Linked DNA regions of Homo sapiens: region 1 is linked to region 2. The links are chromatin contacts, found by Hi-C or POLR2A ChIA-PET in ENCODE. All regions are on one chromosome and are shown on one strand. The core of a region is the stretch at or near the end of the contact, and the rest is flanking DNA. Distances in the headings are between cores, read along the strand shown. Region 1 overlaps NR6A1 (nuclear receptor subfamily 6 group A member 1). Region 2 overlaps NR6A1 (nuclear receptor subfamily 6 group A member 1).

Evidence for each region. A loop is a pair of places that touch in the nucleus more often than their neighbours do. ChIA-PET counts read pairs that join two places held with the same protein, here RNA polymerase II (POLR2A). Pooled maps may share reads with other maps.
Region 1: a map of right lobe of liver shows a loop between it and region 2 (3-fold over the local background). The contact joins two enhancer-like sites. A Hi-C loop is called at or near these places in 24 of 168 maps with a recorded cell type or tissue (A673, B cell, Caco-2 and 18 more), 29 of 37 single-sample maps with no recorded cell type and 23 of 50 pooled maps. POLR2A ChIA-PET finds 5 or more read pairs at or near these places in 13 of 52 experiments (AG04450, BJ, GM12878 and 9 more).

The regions. Positions count from the first base shown.
Region 1 is chr9:124,754,759-124,761,266 of GRCh38, reverse strand. The region is part of intron 1 of NR6A1 (nuclear receptor subfamily 6 group A member 1); the gene reads left to right. It overlaps LOC124900274 (a long non-coding RNA gene), which reads left to right. Exons shown (of 2, transcript XR_007061773.1): 1 at 1-6,508. Among named protein-coding and RNA genes, the nearest start is that of NR6A1, 13 kb to the left of the region's middle. RefSeq lists enhancers at 1-185, 186-741. Within about 2 kb of position 2,991, at least 3 of the 41 ENCODE cell types and tissues checked have a DNase peak (open chromatin) inside an H3K27ac peak, as active enhancers do.
Region 2 is chr9:124,719,690-124,725,684 of GRCh38, reverse strand. The region is part of intron 2 of NR6A1 (nuclear receptor subfamily 6 group A member 1); the gene reads left to right. It overlaps LOC124902269 (a long non-coding RNA gene), which reads left to right. Exons shown (of 2, transcript XR_007061772.1): 1 at 1-5,995. Among named protein-coding and RNA genes, the nearest start is that of MIR181B2, 29 kb to the right of the region's middle. RefSeq lists an enhancer at 4,212-4,721. Within about 2 kb of position 4,524, at least 2 of the 41 ENCODE cell types and tissues checked have a DNase peak (open chromatin) inside an H3K27ac peak, as active enhancers do.

The sequences.
Region 1 (6,508 bases), core at 1,742-4,241, 37 kb before region 2:
TCATGTAATGTACCTTTGAAAACATTTTTGTGTTTTGTGGGGATTGCAGCTTAGTTATAAGAAAATACAAGCCTTTCTTTTATTTCTTAATGTTTGGATTTGAAGATTCATGTGAAATCTTCAATTGCATTCTTCAGTTGAGTTAAATTGCTTTAATTACGAAACCTAATAACTGAGACAGATTTGGCTTTTTTCTTCCATATTCTTTCTGTACCCTTGAAGTCTAACCTGTCAGGAGACTTCCTCTCTCTATTCTTGGAATCCTTCCCCCAAGATGCCTTTTTAGCAGGATAATAAACCACCTGGGGGAAGCCCCCCATTGACATGCATTTAGAGGGCTTTGTTTTTTGGAAATGGCAATAGTAGTCCCATCCAGGGAGGAAGGATTTTGGTTAGATGGTGTGAGGCAAAGAGCAGGGACTCTGGAGTGTGGCCTAACAAAGATCACAGCTATGCGACTTTGTCACTTGACTTCTCTGAACTTTAGTGTTCTCATTTAACATTAATAGCTAACATTTACATAGTGTTTATAATCTAAACACCTTATGTATATTTATCGTCTTAACTCTGAGGTAGGTGTTCTGTTATCCCCATCTTACAGGAGAAAACTGAGACCCACAGAGTTTAAACCTCCAGATTTCGCAGCTAGTAACAGCATTAATAATTTGTTTCATAGATTTAACATCCCCTCTTCTCCAATATACTCTGACATTTCTGAAATTGACTGTAGGGTTATAAGGATTAGAGACAAGGTCTGTAAATTGCCAAGCATAGTATCTGCCTAAAAGCAAAAACCTGAGAATCTGGGGCATTTATCTATGTTGGAGAGGCCCAGAATTCAACTTTTATTGATTAGAGAGCCAAAAAGACCCACTCTTAGAATTGCAAGTGACTTTTTTCTTTTCTCTCATGCTGGCTTTTATTTTATTTTTATTTTTATTTATTTATTTTTTTTTAGTTGGAGTCTCACTCTGTCTCCCAGGCTGGAGTGCAGTGGCGAGATCTTGGCTCACTGCAGCCTCCGCCTCCCTGGTTTAAGTGATTCTCCTGCTTCAGCCCCTGGAGCAGCTGGGATTACAGGTGCCCGCCACCATGCCTGACTAATTTTTGTGTTTTTAGTAGAGACGAGATTTCACCATGTTGGCCAGGCTGGTCTCGAACTTGTGATCTCAGGTGATCTGCCTGCCTCGGCATCCCACCTCATGGTGGTTGTTTTTTTTTTTTTTTGAGATGGAGTCTAGCTCTGTCACCCAGGTTGGAGTGCAGTGGTGCGATCTTGGCTCAGTGCAACCTCTACCTCCTGGGTTCAAGCAATTTTTCTGCCTCAGCCTCCTGAGTAGCTGGGATTATAGGTGCCCACCATCGCACCCAGCTAATTTTTGTATTTTTAGTAGAGACAGGGTGTCACTGTGTTGGCCAGGCTGGTCTCGAACTCCTGATCTCATGATCCACCCGCCTTGGCCTCCCAAAGTGCTGGGATTAACAACTGTGAGCCACAGCCCCTGGCCTCATGTTGGTTTTAATAAGCCTTTGGCCAGAAAACAATTTTGCCAAATCAGGGACAATCTTCGGTGAACCCAAGGGGTGCTAAGGAATGAAGGCGTTTTGAGTTACTCAAGGCAGGAGTACAATGTCTTTTATCTGTATCCTAAGCACTGAGAATTGGTGTTCCATGAATATTGAATGAATGAAAGAGGCAAGTCAGGAATATGAGCCTTTTGCTTATCTCAGAGTCCCTTGCTGGTAGTCAGAGTAAGTCTACAAAATATAAGGGAAAGGAATGTGCTTTTCAGCTACTTGAGGAAATTGGGGCCAATATCTAAGTCAAGCAGTGTGTTTAAGCTAAATCCAAGGTTTGATAGGCCCTCCTGGAACTAGAATGTAGTTTCTGTTTGGAAACATGGTTCTCCTGTAATTTAAAGTGACTAGATATCCCAGATTAAGACGAGATGGCCAATAAACTAGTGGCTGTTTGCTTGACTGTATTCGGGAATGCAGTTTAGGAAAAGGTGGCCTTTGTCCCATGTACCTTTTTAAAATTCTGTCTCACAAAAGAAATATAAGAGCTAGGTGTCCAAAATTTATAAAATACAGAAGGTGATTTCCTAATGAAAAGAGAGATAGTGAGAAAGATGTAAAAGAGGATAGGCAGTGTGGGTTAATAGATTATGTTAGCAAAGTAGTTTGAATAGGAAAAGACTTTAGAGAGGAGCCCAAACATTGAGGAGTTATGAGGCCCAGGAGATACTTTATGCCTAGGATCTGATTCTAGCTCTGTCTCAAATGCATGTCTCTGTGGGTCCACCTATAAAAATGGAGGAGCTAAATTAGATAATCCCTGAAAGGATTTTCCAGGTTTATGATGGAATGAATTGGGCAAAACAGGAAGTTGCAATTTAGAAAAGTTCTGCCTAAAGCAAATAGCTGTGGTACTGACTGCCCACATTCTCTGGGATGATTTTGATGTCAGATACTGTTCAATCATCCCTCTGAGAATATTTACATTTACCAAACTGTTTCCCTGTTCTGCTTTAGAACCCTTGGCTGCTTTAAAGTCTGTGAGATCCCATAATTTATCTGTAAATTTCATTCTTTGAGTCTGCCTTATAGAAATGTTTACAGTTACAGTTCTGATGTTATGATAATTTGTAATGTAAATTTGAAATAAATTATGGAGTATTTTTGTTGTTTAAACAAGATCACTTTTTTCATTTATAACCCCTCCATGCCACACTTTCTCTTTTTTGAGTACAGTTTCATTTGCTGAGTCAAACTCATAGTTAATTTTAGAGTTTTTCCTCATTCCTTGTAATGGGATATTTATCTGCAAAACTCATTCAGCATTGAGAAGAGTGCTGTCTTCCTAAGATTAAATGCGCTTCATTTGAGAACGTTGATTCATTAAGGGAAATTGCAAAACAGAAGGGAAACTTCCTTAAATGCTGCTGGTCTGTAAAAAGGGAACCCAGCAGGAAAGGGGAGAGGTGCATGGGGGAGGGGTGAAGTGAAGAGTGTAGCAGGGTAGCTGCAGTTGAAATATTCATCAATCATTTTACTGGCACCAGGAAACCAATCAGCCTTTTAGGGAGAGAACTTAATCAATCACCTAATGTGGGAAAATACAATTGCTTTCCCACAAAAAAATATTCCCTTTCTTGGTGACAGATCGAATCTGAGAGATACTTTGGTTCCCTGGAATTCAGAACTGACTGCAAGCAGTTGCTGAAAGTACTGCTGTGAAGAAGTGCATTTAACATTTGGAGATAAAATTTCCTATCTGCTGCGAGCCTTTTCAAAATATTTCAAAATAAGTTTGCTTTTCGTACAGTGTGCCCATCAAAAAATAAATACTGAGCAAGCCGAAGTGTGTGAAACACTGTAAATTTATTCTCCAAAGCTAGTTTCAGAGCATAGATAAGGACTCCTGGCTGGAGAATACCCGATGTTTCAAATGCCTTGTTTGGAAAGCAGGGTTAAAGCGTTGTCTAAGGAACATACCCTGGGAAACACAGTTGGAAGTGCTTGCATATAAATAAAAGCAGGAAAGATACAGCTGCATCGTATATTTAGGTTTTAAATACTTGTGATTTCTGAGGGTCTGTCTGTGCTTGAATTGCCTGTGGCCCTTAGGTCCTTTGGTTCTTAAGATGTGAGCTGCTTAAGAATCCAGTGTTTTTAAAATTAATGCATGGTTACTGAAGAGAATATGGAAAACGAAGGGAAAATAACCTATAATCCTACCACTAAGCAACTTTCATTAACATTTTCTTCTAGACCTCAAATCCAAGGTTTTTTTTTTTTTTTTGCATTTTTTTAGTCATACAGTATATACTATTACGTTTTCTGCTTTTTGTTTAATTTTAAATGTTTTTTCTCCTGTTATAAACTTCACTCATTGAACATCAAGTTATTTGAAACTTTCGATAGCTGTATGACAGCCCATTGTTTTTCATTGCTGGCCATTTAGATAGGTTTTATTTTTTCAGTGTTATAATAGTACTTCTCACACCATCTTGTGCTTGCTTTTATCTTGGCTTATTTTGGGGGATAATTTTGAGAAGTGTGTGTCTATCTCAATGTACCCTCACCAACAACTACTTTAATTTACACTGAGATACCTTGCATACCAACATCCAGGGCTGCCAGCAGTACTTATTTATTTTAATAAATGCCTGGTGCTTGAGATAGAATTTGAGATACTGTGGGTAGGCTCTTTGCTTTTTATCATTTTGGGGTGAGAGAGAGTCATTCCCCCCCTACCCGCCCTTTTTTTTTCTTTTTGATTCTGGCACTAGAATGTTGCCCTGCACCCTCATCCTAGCATCTCCAGTCTGGTCAGAGCTGTGCTTAAGGACCCTTCTGAGGCTACCTTCGAATTCTTATAGATATGGGTGAATGGGTGGCAGAGACACCCTAGAGCCTTCTCTGGTTGCCTCTAAAAATCTCGGGATGATAAGTTGATGTGCGTGTGTCTTCTAATACAATTATATCATCTCCCACAGTCTTTAATGTGTCTTGAGACCTACCTATACCTGAGTGTGAATAGAAATTAAGTACATGCAGAGAGAATTTAAACTTGCATTCCTTTAGAAATCTGCATGGGTTCCTCAGTGGCTAGTTTCTATCCTGATCCTGTGCAGTGTTTGATGGTGAAAGAATCTAAATAAATCTTATGCTAATTTGAAGGGCATTCACAGTTTTTAACAGGTCTGATTTCAGAATGGAAATAGGAACATTTTGGGAATCCAGCTATCTATACATTTTTTTATTAAAGCATAAGTCATATTTGCTGAAATTAAAATTAAGTAGTCTTTAGACATTGTTAAAGTTTATGTTGATTGAAAGTAAACATGAACATTTGAAGATCATTTGCTTTGCTGCTTTGTGCTCACCACTGGTGATCAGAAACTTGTAATTTGCCAAGATAGGTTTTATAATGCTCTTTAATAAGAAAATGAATAAGCCAGCTGCTCTTTCTCTCAACTATAGCGGGTACAAACCTCCTCAATTCCTGGTTAGTAATTAAAAGCCTTGAGATGACCTTGAATCTAACTGAACTACAAAAGCTGTCTTGAGTTAAATTTATAGCTTTTGTCAATTTCAAAAGAATGGTATTCTATTTGCTAAAACATTAAGCGTAGCCTTGGGTGTACATTGAAGATCAGAAATAATTAATAAGAGGTACTACTAAAGTGCAAAGGGAAGCCTAATATGGGCTACAAAAATAATTAAGTTTGTCATCTATTTGTTGATCATTTAAAATATGTACTTGAAAAGATTTAAGAGAGGGTGGCATTTTTCAAAGTGTCATTTTGTGCTATTCAGATTTGCTGAAAAGATCTATCTTTTCCCCATCTTAACATCAAAGAGGTTTTTGAACCCAGTGGGGAATCAGAACAAATATTTAACACTTTTTTAAAAGTAACAGTTTAATTGATTCTTAAAATATTTTACACAGTGGGAATTTTCTTAGTGAAAGTTTCTGATTATACTCAGTCAGTGTAAAAGTAAAAATATTAATGTTTTAAAAATGCTTTATATGTGAGCCACATCTTAAGTTCTATGAATAAAGAACTTTTCTGCTTACCAAAAGGGTAGAATATATTCGCAGCTGTTTAGAGAGCCTTGAAGTACTATCTTATTGATAGAAAGGACCTTGACATTGTTGCTATAAGAAAAGTTAGGTTTTATGTGTCAGTAGGTCAGATAAGACATGTCTTCCAGCATCATAAATGTGATAAATCCCTGAAGAGTCCAGCAGTAAAGCAGATAGTTTGAGCAAGCGGTAAGGTGTTACATAGATCTTGCAGATTTTAGGATTATTTTAGTTTTTACATTTATTTAATGAGACTAACCTAGTCACTCTTAGATCACAATAATGAAATTACATGCCAGTGTGCTTGTGAATGAAGCCAACATAATGAACGGAAAAAGTTGTTAATACACAGCAGGGATTGCCAGTCTGAGAGTCTCTAATGGAAGTTCTCAAGCAATTTCAGTTCTGATTTGATCTGAAATCGTGTGAGCAATAAGGTTGTTCAGGGTAAATAAAATGAGATCTCTGAAATACTCTTTTGCCTGAAATATTTCCACGGTAATGTGACTCAACCTCTGAAAAGCAGATCTTTGCAGAAAGGAGTTACTGTAGTAATGGTAGACAAACTTCAGCAGTGGGAGGGCAGGGGTTAAAAATTATTTCAGCAAATTGGTAGGATGTAGTGATAACTAGGTGCATTAGAGCCTGAGCTTTAACGTTAGACTTGGGTTTAAATCCTGTCTATTCTTGTGATTTTTTAATGTATTTTTTTGACAGTTGAGTGGAAGGGGGGTGGAGATACTGGGTGGAGGGTGGTAAAAGGATGTGGAATCACCACATTGATTATTGGAGAATGAAATGAGGTAGTTTATGGAAAACCTGGAATGTAGCTGTATTACTTTACAAAAGTTTCTGAGTTAATTTCCTTATCTGTAAGTAATGTTAATATCATCGATCTCATAGGTACAGCAG
Region 2 (5,995 bases), core at 3,275-5,774:
ATTACCAGGCCGAGCCCCGCATGACTTTTGAGGATATTACAGATTTCCTTGTGTTGTATCTTTGGAATTTGGAGGCCCAAATATTGCCCCCCATTCCCCAGATTCCTGATAGGAAAGCCTGCTCACACTCCCTTATTTTGGAACAGGAAATACTTCGTTGCTAATTTCCAGTTGTGCATGGCAGTGGTTGTAGGCAGCAGGTTTGGGACAGCAGGTGTCATGTGGGAACTAGTTGAGGAAAGACTGACTTTGTCCAATTAAATGGCTTGGCTTTTTTTTTTTCTTTTTTTTTAAATACCTTTAGTGTGATAAAGCAGATGGGCAGCCATGCTCAGAATATGGGCAGCTGTTCACACTCTGGCTGCCTTCCTATGATTCCTGGACTTCCTGGAGTCCAATGTTATGGCACAGGTTCAGGCTAAGTTCATTTCTACAAGAAGTGTCCCTGTACCATGTCCATTAGCATAAGCTAGGGACAAGGGCAGTCAAAGGTCAAGAGAAGTTCAAAACAGCATAACCTTTCTGTGCTTCTGTTTCCAAATAACCCCTGTCTGCCCTGCTCCCCGAGTTTTTTCCTCGGCCGTCGTGTTTACCGTGTAGCTGTAAAACTCAAGAGAACAAGGACCGACTTGATACAAGGGAAGTTAGAGAATAGAAGTCATTGTTGCTTAAAACAGGAGAAATAATTGATTTATGTTTGGGGGCCAGTTAGGCTATAAAACAGGAACAGTAAAGGGACCTGTGACTTCAGGACTTGCTCTGATTTCTGTCCCATAGACAAGGGGCTTCCCAATAAAGGCTGTCAGCTTTCTAGGCTAAATTATTAATTCCTTTCATGCCTCTCAGGGATTGTAAACAGCACATAATAAAGGGAAACAGTTGATAGTGTTCGGTTACTGGCCAGATAGAGGGTCAAAGGGTAAATAGTTGGATTAGCAACAGCTGTTCTTCCTCGCCAAACTTTTTGTCTCTTATTATCTATTTCAGAAATACTGTTCCTGAATTTTTGGCTTACATATAATGAAGTCCATTTCTCCTCTTGTAACATAATCCTACAAGTAATTACACTGAGAGTAAACATTGACCAAAATTGAAAGTACTTACTTTAATTCAGTTTCCAAAGTTGAAGATTGAATTTTTTTTTTTTTTTGGTATGTGCTATGTTGTCTGATGTTCAAAGGATATAATCCCAAGGAAAGTACCTGCTTGAAGTTAGACATATTAGAAGCTTTTTAGCTGTGTGGTTTTTTTTTTTCTCTTTTTTTACCAGCTGGTTGAGGATCTTGGTGTAGCTTGATTAAAAGAAAAAAACATTGTTTTTGTTTAAACTGGTAGTAGAATAATGTATGGTTCACTATGGAAAACACTAAAAGAAAATAGAAGCATCTCTAATCCCACCACCTAGAAATAACCATTGCTTCACGTTTGAGAGTATGTCCTTCCAGGTTGTGTCCGAGCTCATCTTTTACATAATTAGGAATCTATACTATATATGCAATTTTTGTATCCTGTTTGTTTTCCCCCACTCTGTATTACATTGGGAACATTGTCCCAAGTCATGAAACGATTTTCACAAATGTTTTTAACGGAAGGATATTTCATTAAATAAGTAAATAGCTTTATCATGATTTATTTAACCATCCTCCTATTGTTGAGCATTTAGATTTTCAGTTTTTTCTGCATCATAAATAATGCCACAGTGAACACGTTTGTGTATAAATTTTTTGTCTGCATTTCGAATGAGTGCTTTAGTTTTTTTATGCAAGCCAAAGCTGCTCTTATAATTAAGAACATAGACTCTGGCTCAAGATTGCTTGGATTCAACTTGGCTTCACTGTAATCTTGGTTAAATTACTTAAACTCTCTGCCTTCCTTTTCTCATCTATGAAATGAGGACAGTAAAATGTATTTTTATTTTATTGGGTTGCTGTGAGGATTAAGTGAATGTAATATATTTAAAGTTTGGAATAGTGCTTGACAAATGGTAAATACTATTAAGTGTATACTGTTCTAGGCTATGTAGTATAATGTTGAAATTCTCAGTCTTTCTGCACTAATGGGCTGTTGAAACTGTTTTATTCAATTAAGCTGGCCTGTGTTTCTTAATGACACAAAGGTGTTGGCAGGTGTAAGTTACTGCTTCAAGTAAATAGTTCAGATGAGATTGGGCGTGTTCAGAGTGTATGACCATAGACTCAATTAAATAGTTCAGTCACAGGAATAGAAGAGCTCATATGCTGCTGACTCTTTTGGTCGGGACTTCTTTACCATCTCAGTGACTGTTAGGGTGTTTTGGTCCTCTTCCCCAGCCAATAGCAGGTAACCTCCCAAATGACCATCTGCCAACACATTTAACCTCTTAGGAGACTGAACATGTTAACCTTCTGCTTATTTAAAACAGATACTCGAATTACACACTTTCTTTTTGGTCAATAGCAAGGTCTTACAGAAAGCATACTGAAGAAAAAGTTTGTAGAATTTAAAATCTGACTATTACCATGGATTCCTGTTTACTCAGACTTTAAAAAATAAAGTATATTCTAATGATCAAGGACCTATATAAATGATATAGCATATATATAATGTGTATAATAAATAGTATGTATTAATATATAGTATATGTCACTATATGTAATATAGTGTGTATGTATATATATTTATATGAGTATTTTAAAAGAGACTTGAAAGTTAAGTGCTGGGTGTGGTGGGTCACACCTGTAATCCTAGCACTTTGGGAGGCCAAGGTGGACAGATTATTTTGAGCCTAGGAGTTTGAGACCAGCCTGGACAACATGATGAAACCCCGACTCTAGGCGTGTACCTGTAGTCCCAGTTACTTGGGAGGCTGAGGTGGGAGGATCACCTGAGGCCCTGGAGGTTGAGGCTGCACTGAACCAAGAGATTGCACCACTGCATTCTAGCCTGGGTGTCGGGAGTGAGACCCTGTCTCAGAAAAAACGTAAATTAAATTTTGGTATATCTTGCCATATTGGTAGATGCCCACCAAGGAGAGTTCTACATGTGTTGGTGGGATGAACAGGCAAGATGAAAAAAACAAGATAAAAAATAGGCAAGATAAAAAGAAAGCCTGGCACCACGAACTTGCTCTGGCTTTGCATTCAACTGTCACGTGACTTGGGATCCCAAAGATATTTTTTTGTGGATTCTTCCAGCTACAAAAGAGAAATGTGTACATCTCAGCTAGCGTACCCTAAAATTCCAGTATTCTGTCACATGTTCTAATGGATTTATTCCTAGTTGTCAAACTATGTGTCACAATTTTTGGTCTCAGAAAGTAGTTTATATAAGCCCAAATGTCTGCAGAGAGTGAACTTAAGACTGAATGTTACAGATGAAGGAAGAAAAGGAAATTACCATTTACTTGTGTATTTGGTATTCCTTGTGTGCCAGGCACTTTGCGTATATTCAGTAAGTGTGAGAAGGATTATAGCATATAAAATGATCTGATTTTAAGTTTGACTTGGTAATACTTAGTTCATTTAACGCACTTATTGTTCTTTTCTCCCTCCCTACTTTGGGTGCCAAGCTGAGACATAGTTCTTGCCCAGAAAGGACTCTGGTTTAATCAGGAAGGCAGACACAAAATATGATGTGGCTTTTACCACATAATAGTAAGGATAGCTAATATTTACTATGCACAGAATGTTTCACATGCATTTTTTATTAAGCATTCATAAGATTTGTTTAAAAAGATACAATCCCCATCTTACAGATGAGAACTATGAGGCCTGAAGAGATTAAATGACTCACCCCAAAGTACCTAGTGAAGTATCTGAGACTTCAGAGCCCCTGCTTTATTAAATAATTAATTTCTATCCTGTCTCTAGCTGTCTTGATTGTGACAGATCTCAAATGCTGATGGTGGAAGACTTTAAGGCAGTGTAATGATTTATAACATATATAATCAGGGTTTTTGTGTAAAAGAATGAAGACTATTTTTGAAGTGTCATCTGGGCCTCTTCTGCGTGTATTAGGGTGGTTTTGGACACAAAGTAGAATGATTCATTGTGGAATAGGTTCCCGAGTTGTCTTCTGTGGCTCAGATTCAGGATTATTCCACTATTTTTCAAGTGAGTTCTTTCCTGAAGCAACTTAAGATAGTTCACAAATCTCCCTTGTTTCCTCCCTTTATGTCCCTTTTTCTCTGCAACACTGTTAGTGATTTTGCTATGTCACATTCATAACAGTTCCGAGTGCCTGCTTCCAAAGCTTCAGTTGATTCTGTGGCATTGCTGCTAGATCAAGCCTTCTGAATGTGGCCTTTTGCTGAGGAGTTCCCTTCTGATAAGGATTGTTTTGATCAGGGTAGGGGTGGTATGAGATCCAGAGCTTAGGGTGAACTCTCATCCCCTTGACCTCTGCCCCTATTTGAGTTTATACTGACTTGGTAGGGACTCCCTATGGAGCCGAGAGTTTAGCACTTGTTTACAGTTGATGAAAAGATAGTTGCATTCAAAGGCGGTTGTTGGGTCCTTGGATAGTCTTGGATGTCTGCCACTATCTCTGGTGGGTGAAGGGATTGCTTGAATATCTAAGTCTGGAGATTTTAATGAATGACTAAGAAGGAATGAGAAGAAATTCTGAGGCTAGTTAGGTTCTGCAGTTGTTCTTTCCATGGGAGCAATATTGCAGTAACATTTTCAGATGAGACAAAGACTTTTAATAAACATTTGTTTTATTTTATTAAAAAAAAGCTGAAAGGGGTTGCTTAAATTCAGTGCTTGATAACAAGGGAATACATGGGAATTCTTCTCTTCCTTTTTTGAACTCTTGCCAAAGAGAAAACCTTCTGTGTTAGGCAAACGTATCAGTAGTGGGGGGATACCCTAGATTAAAGTCACTGTCTTCAAAGTTGTACATAGTTTTACAAATTAACTTTTTTTTTCTAAATATCTCACATATTCTTAGCATGCTGAGGCTATAATAACTCAGTTCTAACTGAGGCCCTTTCTGGGTACTCTTTGGTCAACCGGGACCACTCTTTGCCTCTTTACCTGAAGCTACTTTGTTTTTGTTTTATTTTGGTCCAGTATTTGTCATAGATATGATCTGAAAGAAAAGATAAGCCTCTCTCTTTGAAGAGAGCCGACAGTCATTGTGAACCAAAATTGAATGTGCTTTGTTGGTAAGCATAAGAAAATCAAAACTGCAAAATAAGATTCAAAGTGAAAATACAGTGTTAAAGATCTTTTTCATCTGTTAGTACAAAATTCCATGTCCTAAGTGTAGTCTGCCCTATAGATGTATTTTGTTTGACTTCCAGGATGTTTAAATAAAATCATGTTAGTTGTCAACATTTAAAATGTTCAAGATGGCCGGGCGTGGTGGCTCGCGCCTGTAATCCTAGCACTTTGGGAGGCTGAGGTGGGTGGATCACCTGAGGTCAGGAGTTCGAGACCAGCCTGGCCAACATGGTGAAACCCCATCTCCACTAAAAATACAAAATTACCTGGACGTGGTGGCGCATGCTTGTAATCCCAGCTACTTGGGAGGCTGATGGAGGCAGGAGAATTGCTTGAACCCTGGAGGTGGAGGCCGCAGTGAGCTGAGATTGCGTCATTGCACTCTAGCCTGGGTGACAAGAGCAAAACTGCATTTCAAAAAAACCCAAAAACGTTCAAGAGTTTCAAAAAACTTTGGATTTCTGGCTTTCTTGATAAATTGTAATATCTAACATTGAGCTCAGATTTTTATATGGCATCTCTTGGCTGGAACAGAGTAGTGGCTGCCTTCTTTATATGGATTGGGGACACGGTCTTTTGTCACCCAGGCTGGAGTGCAATGGTGCGATCATGGCTCACTGCAGCCTCGACCTCCTGGGCTCAAGCAGTTCTTCTCACCTCAGTCTCCCGAGTGGCTGGGACTATAGGCGCGCATTACCGCGGTGGGCTAATCTTTGTGTTTTTTTGTAGAGGTGGGGTTTCACCAGGTTGCTCAGGCTGGTTTCCAACTCCTAGACTCAAGCAATCCGCGC